2 separate regions of the Homo sapiens genome follow, and region 2 is linked to region 1. A link is an interaction called in ENCODE POLR2A ChIA-PET data of the cell type or tissue named here. Cell type or tissue: Panc1. All regions are shown on one strand. Each heading gives the region's core, and the rest is flanking DNA. Links, peaks and the distances in the headings are about the cores only.

Region 1 (5,391 bases), core at 299-5,298:
TTATCTATGTGTTATAACTTTAGGATGATTTAAGAGATTTTCAAGAGTAATTTTGGACTCTTTACACTTTGATGTTAGAAGCAAATGCTTTTTTTTTTTTTTTTTTTTTTTTGTAAAGTTCAAGTTCACTTTTGGCATTATCAGACACCAAAAACGATGAAGGACGAAAAGTTAACAAAGTGGTTTCTACTCACAGTCGGCATCAGCTAACACAATGCAAGGGCTCTTTCCTCCAAGCTCCAGGGTCACCCTCTTCAGATTGCTTTTCCCGGCAGCTTCTTTGATCAACTTGCCAACCTGAAAGGGAGCATTACAAAGGAGGAGGCTTACCCTGCTCTCATGAACACAGGTTGCTTTAGCATTCTAAATTTATGTGATGTTTGTGCCACAGTAAAATTTCATTTGGGAGAAACACCAAATGGCTTTTTTTTTTGAGACGAAGTCTCACACTGTCGACTGGGCTGGAGTGCAGTGGCGCAATCTCGGCTCACTGCAACCTCCGCCTCCCGGGTTCAAGTGATTCTCTGGCAAATGGCATTTTTAAAGATCTGGCACTTTTAGATATGTAAAGCTCCCTCATCCAAGCATACAGACATAAAAGGAATCAGAAAAATGCTGATTTTTCATCAGCAAGAAAGCAGAGATATAGAACACGGATAAGTGATATTGATGGCTACGGAGGTTATTTTTAATTTTAATCAGAATATCATCTTTCTACAGATTGATCAGACTTATCATGACCCAGTCGCAACTTAGCTATTTCATTTTTTATCCCTCTTCTGGCATCCAGATAACTCTATCCAGTCAAACTGACATATTCACTACCTCTTGAATCTCATCCTTCTTCTCATTATTTGTCCACCCCAACCTGGACTGCCTTCAAGTTCTATTTTTCTTAGGGGTCCAGCTCATATCTTAGCTTCTCCTTAAATCCTTCTCTGATGACACTAGGTCAGATGCTAGAAGAAATGACAGGACCATTTCTTTTTCTAGTCTCCCAAAAAACCTCATGAAGTCTCCTTCAGAGTCTGATCCAGATTGTATTATTTGTATAGAAATACATTTCCCAAATAGATTGTTAACTCTGTGGTAGCAGTAACAATAACGTATCACTGCATACCTCTCCTCATTAGTATCTATGACAGAAGGCTCATTTAATTGCGGATTGACAGTCGTCTCTCTATCTCTTTCTTTCTCTGTCTTCCCACCCAACACACACACCTTTGAACAGTGGAACTGGATGAAAGAAATGGGATCTGTGCAGCTACTTCAGTTAGCTGGAATCCTACAGTTCTGGTTTCTTCTTTAATGCTAGTTTTCCCTTTTCAGAGGAAGACTTTGTTTTCAATTATTTTTTCCTTTGTGGATCACTTCCCATCAAGATTATTTACTATAGTTGTTTCTGGTTTTTCTATCTCTAAAAACTTGGCTGGTTCTACAATTATTTCTTTTTTATTATTTGTATGGCAGCCTTAATCCACCAACATGTTCTTTGCCTTTCTTTTTTAAAGGCAATTCACTATTTTGCTTCTTTTATTTTCTAGGTTTCTTTTTTTTACTCTGCATGTCAGATTTTAATAAAAAGTTTCTATCCCAACTGAACAAGAGAGAAATAGATGTTTCGTGAGTGTATGTTTAGATTTTATGTGGTTACTGAACTAACTGCTACTGTGAATTACAGAATAGGGCATTAATATGCTAATGTTTTCCTCCTATTTAAATATTTTATGTTTCTAAATCAAACCCCTAAAAGATTAATAAAAAATAAATTAAAAGGAGATTTGCACTAGGGAAATCCTGTCTGAAATTTCTCTTATATGCCATTCTATAACACACTTCTTATGACCACTTTCAGAAACTGAATTTTCATTTAAGATGTTAAGGAGTTTTTAATTTTGTAGATAAAAAATTTACTTACCTGTCACCCTTTGATTTCTCTAAATTCTTTCTGAATTTTTTTTATTTGTTTAATTTAGGTTTACGGAAGTAACTCCATTAAAGTAGATAACTTTTGCCTTGGAGAAGGTAATAAAATCAAATATATTTTTGTAAAAGCTACAAACGTCAAAAGAACTAGGATGAAGAATGGTTAGAAGTATGAATGAGAAAGAAAGTCTACACTTTTGCTTAGCACAAGTTTAGATGGCAAATAAAAGGCTTGAGTTTTCCCAAAAGTCTAGCTAAAGTCAAAACAAAGAGACATTAATTTTTGTCTCATGATTTCATTCCCTTATTTGGAGAAAAGTAAACGTTTATCATTTTTCTCAAAGGAGTATGCAATGAAGAAAAGATAAGAACTATTAAGACTATGGCTAAACAGTGTATTCCATGATACTGTGGCATTGCCATGTGGAGCAGAAGTAGCAAATGCCCATGAAAATGGTCTAGCTTATTATGTCTTGCATAATGTGGGTAGAGTTCTATTTTATATGAATCTAATGGGATATTGCGGTGGCTCACGCCTGTAATCCCAGCACTCTGGGAGGCTGAGGCGGGCAGATCATGAGGTCAAGAGATCGAGACCATCCTGGCTAACACGGTGAAACCCCAACTCTACTAAAAGTACAAAAAATTAGCTGGGCGTGGTGGTGGGCGCCTGTAGTCCCAGCTACTCGGGAGGCTGAGGCAGGAGAATGGCATGAACCACGGAGGTGGAGCTTGAGCCAAGATCACGCCACTGCACTCCAGCCTGGGTGACAGTGCACGACTCCTCTCAAAAAAAAAAAAAAAAAAAAATTCTTACCTTGCCTAAAGTGTTGTTAGAATGGAGGGTCTTTGCTACAATGAACACAAAGGATACAGTCTATTGTTTGCCTCTTTCATGACATTTATCAAGTTCCTTAATATCTGCCAAGCAACAAATGTGAAGCTAAAAGAAAATCCAGAAAGAAGTTCCAGGGAGTATGGAACTAAGTTTCAGGAGTTGAAAGTAGGATGGGTTTTGTGGCTCCTAAAATCGTGTTATTCACATTTAATTCTTTTTTTTTTTTTTTTTCATTTTTTTTTTTTTAATTATACTCTAAGTTTTAGGGTACATGTGCACATTGTGCAGGTTAGTTACATATGTATACATGTGCCATGCTGGTGCGCTGCACCCACTAATGTGTCATCTAGCATTAGGTATATCTCCCAATGCTATCCCTCCCCCCTCCCCCGACCCCACCACAGTCCCCAGAGTGTGATATCACATTTAATTCTTTAATACTTATTTAGAATTTCTTACTGTGATGGTTTCTGGAGATAACAATGAATAAGACTGTCTTTGAGGATAATCAGCAAGAGAGAGAGACACATAAGGCAATAGGCATGCACTGTTATTATATGTGGTGGACAATGGGAACTCAGATGGGGTGTTTTAAAATTTAGGCTGCTCTGCTCCTGGGACTGTAGAGGCAAGGAGAAAGCCAGAGAGGGAACGTGTGGGAGCAAGTTTAGAGTAGGTTATGGCCAAGGATGAACTAAAAGCCTGGGGGAATGAAAAGATACATGGAATAATCAGGAAGAGATGGGGCAGAGTGGCAGAGATGGAGAAAAAGAAATATTGGGACAGGAAGCTTTTTTCTCACATTGTGTAAACTAGTGTGCGAAATTAAAAAGTATGGGAGGAAAGAGGAAATATGGCATGTACTGAGCGCTCAGTAGGGTGATAAATGTTTTACTACTCATTAGCTCATTTAATTGTATTCTGTACAACTCAGTAAATTTGATCTCATCTCCATTTTACAAATGAAGAAACTCAAATTTAGTAAGGCTACTTAACTTTTTAAAGACACACTGCTAGGAGGGGTAGAGTCAGAATTTAAACCAAGATATTTTCTAGACTTTTAATCTCCAGGGATTTTTTTAAGTAGGTAAAGTGCTCCCCCAATGTTATAGGGGATCATGGATGAGCGAAGACAAACTGATGCTGAAGATGAGATCAGCAAACAGTAGCTCCTGGTCCAGATGACCTGGAGAAGGAGTAGGCATAGGATCTAGACCAGGGTTGTTCAATCTTTTGGCTTCCCTGGGCTACATGGGAAGAAGAATTGTCTTGGGCCACACAAAAAATACACTAACAGTAAAGATAGCTGATGAGAATGAAAAAAAAATGTGTCGGGCTACATTCAAAGCCATCCCTGGCCATGGGTTGGACAGACCTCAACAGGCACATGGATTCCCTATTGGGGAGGGTCTAGAATTCTAGGCTGAGGAATTTTCACCTTTATTCCTCTGGTATGATTTCAACCTGTGGTGTCACCATTTTTAAATGTATTGCCATATCTTGAACATTCCCACTTGTTCTGTCTACAATAAATCTTGACTGTGGGGTTTGCTTTTCCCTATCTCAATTAGGGAGTTGCAGAATGCAAACTTTTTTTACTCTACGTCTGTGAAAAACAAAGAAGACATATATATATTTATTTACTTCATTTTAAAAAGACCAAGAAAAATAAAGTTTGATTTTCCACCATTTCTTTTTGCTATGTAAATTTGCCTTTATTCTGGAGTAAATAATTAAGATTATAAAATAATCAAATTATGCTCACCACACTATCTGGAATGTCTTTTTTGCTTCTCAACTTCCAGGAAGTTAAAAAAGTAACAATTCCTCAAAACCCAGAGCTAGTTCTAGTACCCATTTGGACATCATCATTCCTTCTTGTGAACCTTTTTTACAGCATTTTGTACATGCCTTAGTACCTTATCACACCCTGCCTGGTCTCTTGTTGTCAGCAGCTTTCTAAGATGGAGTGAAGCTCACTCTTCACTGTCTATACTGTGTACCAATGAATAACATTTTTGCACTGAGCATCTAACAAAGTCACGTAATTTAATAGAATGACTCAATAATTTTTTTTGCATGGTACAGTATGCTTCCACCACTTTCTTTTGCTTAGGATAGAACATCATCAATAAATGGGGATCTATTTTCCCAAACTTCACCTTCTAGTCTGCTCTCCCTCCTGCCCGCCACTTCTCCTTTGTGGTTGGGGTCTTTTTCTTTAACCTTTAGGATGGTCAAGTTCAAGCCAGAGAGGCAGAAAAGTTAGTCTAGGTACCACTGAGGGAAGCTGAGTTTCTGGCTCTCTTTCACAGTGTCCAGGAGAAAGACAACCCCAAATAAGGTGCAAAGGGTGAGACTCTACTATTTAATTTTCATAACCTATAGGATAAAATCATATTCATTCATACAAATCACTATGGCCTAATTTTCTATTATAAATCTTCCTAATAATATGACAAGGTCTCAGCAGCCATATTTCTCGTCAGAGAAAGTAATGAACATACTAAAAATAGTTTACTCTCATTCTGATTTAAAATAGGTGCATCATGTCATTCAAACTACATCTGCTTATATTCTATCCATATGTTTGAAGGCTAAAATAAGTAACAAATCATTAAAAAGAG
Region 2 (5,391 bases), core at 329-5,328, 55 kb before region 1:
TTCTGCTATCTTGAAATGAAAGTTTAGCATTTCCATTTTAAAACTCCATTACTGCAATAACGAGATAAGAAGAAGCCCTTTATCAATACAGTGTTGAGAAGAAGGAGCCGCAGGATTCTCACCTGCTTTAGAGATAAACGGTGTTATATTGAGCTGTTTCTTTAGTCCGTGCCAGGGGGGTAAGTAATTTGATAAGAAATGGTTTGGTTTTTCATTTTTTTAATCTGTATATAAATGAACCATTCTTATTGCAATAATGGCTTTAATATATTAATCAGTGCTTTCTGATTAAATGCTACATTTCATTATACTGTGCTATTGAAATGACAGTCTGTATGATTAGAGACAAATGTCCTATGATGAGCAAATCTTACTTCAAATCTGTTAACTGCTTATACCTGCCTCCCTCCTGATCTGGACTCCTCCAATTAACAGGTAATTGTTAGAATATTCAACTTAAGCTTCAATCCTAATGCTCTTATGATACTTACTTCTTTGTTATTATGTTTGTATTTGTGCAATGAAGGCTTTGCAGGAAAAGGAACAGAATTAGTGAGAAAGAAGAATCTCCCTCCACGCCCCTCCTCCACCCCCAATAGCAGTTTCCATTAGTCTTGGTTTACAGCAGCTATAAATTAACTTCCCCATGAGAAAGGGGAGGGGACACCAGAAGTCCTTGACTTTAGTATATTCACACTGGAATTTGTTAATGGAAAAACCAAACCCTGTAAAATATATAAAGAGGTTTATACTGAGCCAATTATGAGTAACCATGGCCCTGGGGAACAGTCTCTAGAAGTCCTGAGAAAGTTTGCCTGAGGCAGTCAGGCTACATTTTGGTTTTACACATTTTTAGAGAGGCAGGAATTTTAGGTAAAATCATAAATCAACACATGGAAGATGTACATTGGTTCAGACTAAAGAGGTGAGATGTCTTGAAGCAGAGGGCTTAGCAGGTCATAGCTGTTTTCAAAGATTTTCTGGTGGCTCTTGCCTGTAATCCCAGCACTTAGGGAGGCCAAGGTGGGAGAATTGCTTGAGCCTGGGAGTTCGAGACCAGCCTGGGCAACATGGAAAAACCCTGTCTATACTAAAAATACAAAAATTAGCCAGGCATGGCAGTGCACGCCTTTAATCCCAGCTACTTGGGAGGCTGAGGCAGAAGAATTGCTTGAATCTGGAAGGTGGTTGCAATGAGCAGAGATTGCACCACTGTACTCCAGCCTGGGTGACAGAGCAAGACCCTGTTTCAAAGAAAAAGAAAGAAAGAAGGAAAGAAAGAAAGAAGGAAAGAAAGAAAGAAAGAAGGAAGGAAGGAAGGAAGGAAAGAAAGAAGGAAGGAAGGAAGGAAGGAAGGAAGGAAGGAAGGAAGGAAGGAAAAATAAAAAAAATACGCTGATGGTAATAAGCAAGAAAATATTTCTTAAGAAAAATACAAGAACAAATATTGATAAAACTGACTACATTTAAAGATTTCTGATATCAGAAGATATTTAGAACAAAGTTAAAAGACAAGCTAACAATGAGAGATGTATGCAAGTTACATACTCATCAAGTATTACTTTCCAGAATTTATAAGCATTTCTGTAAATTACATCACTGAAAAATATATTTATCTTTTCTTATTCCAGTGGCAGAAAAATTTTACATAGAAACTTATTAGCAATAATATAAAAAGTTACAGTAATAAGTTGATCACTTCACTGATCCTTTCAAGAAAAATTTTTATTGTGGTAAAATATACATAAAAAAATTTACCATTTTAACTATTTTCAAGTGTCTTCAAGGTTCAACCATTTTGTAGGATGTGTCAGAATGTCTTTCCTTTTCAAGGCTAAATAATATTATATATATATTTGTTTGTTTGTTTGTTTATCTACTCATCCATGAAGGGACACAGATCACAGATTGCTTTCACATTTTGGCTATTGCGAATAATGCTGCTACGAAAATGAGTATACAAATGTATACTACAGTCTCTGCTTTCAGTTCTTTTGGGTATATACCCAGGAGTGGAGTTGCTAGATCATATGGTACTTTTATGTTTAATTTTTGAAGAATCACCATACAGTTTTTCCCTAGTGACTGCACCATTTTACATTTCCAAAGCAGCACACATGGTGGAAATTTCTCTGTATCTCCACAGACCATTATTTTCTATTTCATTTTTGTCTTTTTAAATAGTAGCTATACTAATGGGTGAGAAGTGGTTTCTCATTGTGGGTTTGATTTTCATTTCTCTAATGATTAGTAATGTTGAACATTATTAATCATATGCTTTTCAGAAATTTTTATCTCTTTTTTTGGAGAAATATCTATTCAAGTGCTTTGACTATTAATCAGGTTGTTCTTTTGTTTGTGGTTGAGTGTAGGAGTTCTTTGTATATTCTGAGTATTATATGCTTATCAGATATATGGTTTGTGATATTTTCTCCCATTTTGTGGGAGAAAATTTTCATTCTGTTAGTAGTGTCTCTTGATGCACAGTAGTTTTTAATGTTGACGTTGTCCAACTTATTTTTTTTTGTTATCTGAGCTTTTGATGTGATACCCAATAAATCATTGTCAAATCTAATCTTAGATTAACCAAGATTAATGTAATCTTAGATGAGATTTCCCTATATTTCTTTCTAAAAGTTTTATCATTTTGGCTCTTACATTTAGGTTTTTGGTCCATTTTGTATTGATATGTAATATGTATACGTATTTATGTGTTACCTGTGATATTTTATTACCTGCATAGATTGTGTAATGATCAAGTCCAGGTATTTAGGGTATCCATCACCACAAGTATTTATCATTTCTATGTATTGAGAACATTTCAAGTCCTGTCTATTAGCTATTTTGAAATACACAATACATTGCTGTTAACTAGTCCATTCTGAGTTAACTTTTGTATATGGTAGAAGATGAGGATCCAAATCCATTCATTTGCATGTGAATAACCATCTTCCCAAAAGTATTTTGTTTAAAAAGCCCATCTTTTTCTCACTGAATGGTCTTGGCACCCTTGTTGAAATTCATTTGACCATATGTGTGATGGTTTATGTCTTGACTCTCTATTCTATTCCACTGCTCTGTATGTCTTTCTTTATGCCAGTACTATACAGTTTTGGTTACTGTAGCTTTGTAGTAAGTTTTAAAATAAAAAAGGATCTTCAAGTTTGTTCTTCTTTTTCAGGACTGTTTTGGCTTTTCTGGGGTCCCTTTAGATCCCATATAAGTTTTAGGATTGATTCTTCTATTTCTGCAAAAATCGTCATTGGGATTTTGATAGGGATTGCATTAAATCTGTAAATTGATTTTGGTAGTATTAATATCTTAACAATATTAAGTGTTCTGATCCATGAACATGGGACATATTTCTACTTATTTGCTCCTTATTTAGTTTCTTTTGGCAATATTGTGTAGTTTTCAGGGCATATTTTTTCCCTCCTTGACTAAATTAGTTTCTAACTATTTTATTCTTTTTGATGCTATGGTAAATGGAATTGTTTTCTTAATTTTCTTTTTGGATTATTAATTGCTAGTGTATAGAAATACAGCTGATATTTGCATGTTGATTTTGCATGCTGCAACTTTGCTGAATTTATTAATTAATTCTAATGGGGTTTTTTTTGGTGGAATCTTCAGGTTTTCTACATACAAGATCAAGTAGTCTGAACAGAGATAATTTCACTTCTTCCTTTCCAATTTTGATGCCTTTTATTTCTTCCTCTTCCTTTGATATAAGTTGGCTCTGTGTCCCCACCCAAATCTCTTATTGAATTATGATTCTCAGTGTTGGAGGAGAGGCCTGGTGGGAGGTGATTGGATCATGGGGGTGGATTTTCCCCTTGCTGTTCTTATGATATATTAAGTGATTTATCATGAGATATAGTTGTTTAAAAGTGTGTAGCGGCCGGGCGTGGTGGCTCACGCCTGTAATCCCAGCACTTTGGGAGGCCGAAGTGGGCAGATCACGAGGTCAGGAGATTGAGACCATCCAGGCTAACATGGTGAAACCCCGTCTCTACTAAAAATACAAAAAATTAGCTGGACGAGGTGGCGGGGCCTGTAGTCCTAGCTACTCTGGAGGCTGAGGCAGGAGAATGGCTTGAACCCAGGAGGCGGAGCTTGCAGTGAGCCGAGATCTTGCCACTGCACTCCAGCCTGGGCAATAGGGCAAGACTCTGTCTCAAAAAAAAAGAAAAATGTGTAGCACTTCCCCCTTCATGCTCTCTCCTGCTCTACCATGTGAAGGTCTTCCTTCCCCTTCAGCCTTCTGCCATGATTGTAAGCTTTCTGAGGCCTCCCAACCTTGCTTCCTGTACAGCCTGTGGAACTGTGAGTTAAACATTTTTTTTTTTTTTTTTTGTAAATTACCCAGTCTCAGGTAGTTCTTCATAGCACTGTGAGAACGGACTAATCCTTTCTCCCCCCTTCCCCTTCCCCATACTCTTCCCCTTCCTCTTTCCTTTTCCTTTCCCTTTTCCTTTTCCTTTCCTTTCGTTTTTTTCTTTTCTCTCCCCAGATTGCTTTGGCTAGAACTTCTACTACTGTGTCAAAAGCAGGAGGCATTTTTGCCTTGTTCCTGAGCATAGAGAAAGACTTTCAGTTTGTTATCATTGAGTATGATGTTAGCTGTGGATTTTTCATATATGGCCTTTATTATGTTGAGGTAGTTTCCTTTTATTCCTAATTTGTTTAGTACTTTTATAATGAAAAGAAATTTAATTTTGTCAAGCGCTTTTTCTGCACCAATTAAGAAAATCATGTTTTTTTTCTCATTCATTCTGTTAATGTGGTGTCTTGCATTAATTGATTTTTATACGTTGACCCATCCTTGCATTTCATTAATAAATTCCACTTGGCATGGTATATGATGCATTTAACATGCTGTTGGAGTTAGTTTGCTAGTATTTTGTTCAAGATTTTTGCATCAATATTCATCAGTGATACTGGTCTGCTTTTTTTTTTTCTTGTAGTGTTTTTGTCTGATTTTGGTATTGGGTAATGTTGCCTTTACAGAATGATTTAAAAATGTTTCTTCCTCTTAATTTTTTTTGAAAGAGTTTGAGGAGGATTGGTGTTAATTTTTCTTTAAATGTCTGATAGAATTCACCAGTGAAGCCATCAAGTTCTGGGCTTTCATCTTGGGGTTTTTTGACTACTGATTCAGTTACTAGTTACAATTCTATTCAAAATTTATATTTCTTACTGATTCGGTCTTGGCAGATTCTGTGTTTCTAGAAATGTGTCCATTTTGTCTATGTTATTCAATTTGCTGGAGTACAATTGTTCCGCTCTTATAATCCTTTTATTTATGTAAATAGGTAGTAATGTCACACTTCTGATTTTAGTTATTTGAGACTTTTCTCTCCTTTTATCAATCTAGTTAAAGATTTGTCA

The links. Peaks named below come from ENCODE experiments on the same cell type or tissue, not always from the same donor. Only the 100,000 strongest peaks of a DNase experiment are listed, where the experiment ranks them.
Region 2: POLR2A ChIA-PET joins it to region 1 with 15 read pairs; 3 of 35 experiments call an interaction of 5 or more read pairs at or near these places.

What each region holds. Positions count from the first base shown.
Region 1 is chr9:72,918,526-72,923,916 of GRCh38, forward strand. ALDH1A1 (aldehyde dehydrogenase 1 family member A1) reads right to left here. Exons shown (of 13, transcript NM_000689.5): 8 at 195-297. Among named protein-coding and RNA genes, the nearest start is that of ALDH1A1, 32 kb to the right of the region's middle. In Panc1, for the core only: no CTCF peak of the experiment used is centred there; no DNase peak of the experiment used is centred there.
Region 2 is chr9:72,863,810-72,869,200 of GRCh38, forward strand. LOC124902181 (a long non-coding RNA gene) reads right to left here and starts at 1,041. Exons shown (of 2, transcript XR_007061578.1): 1 at 1-1,041. In Panc1, for the core only: no CTCF peak of the experiment used is centred there; no DNase peak of the experiment used is centred there.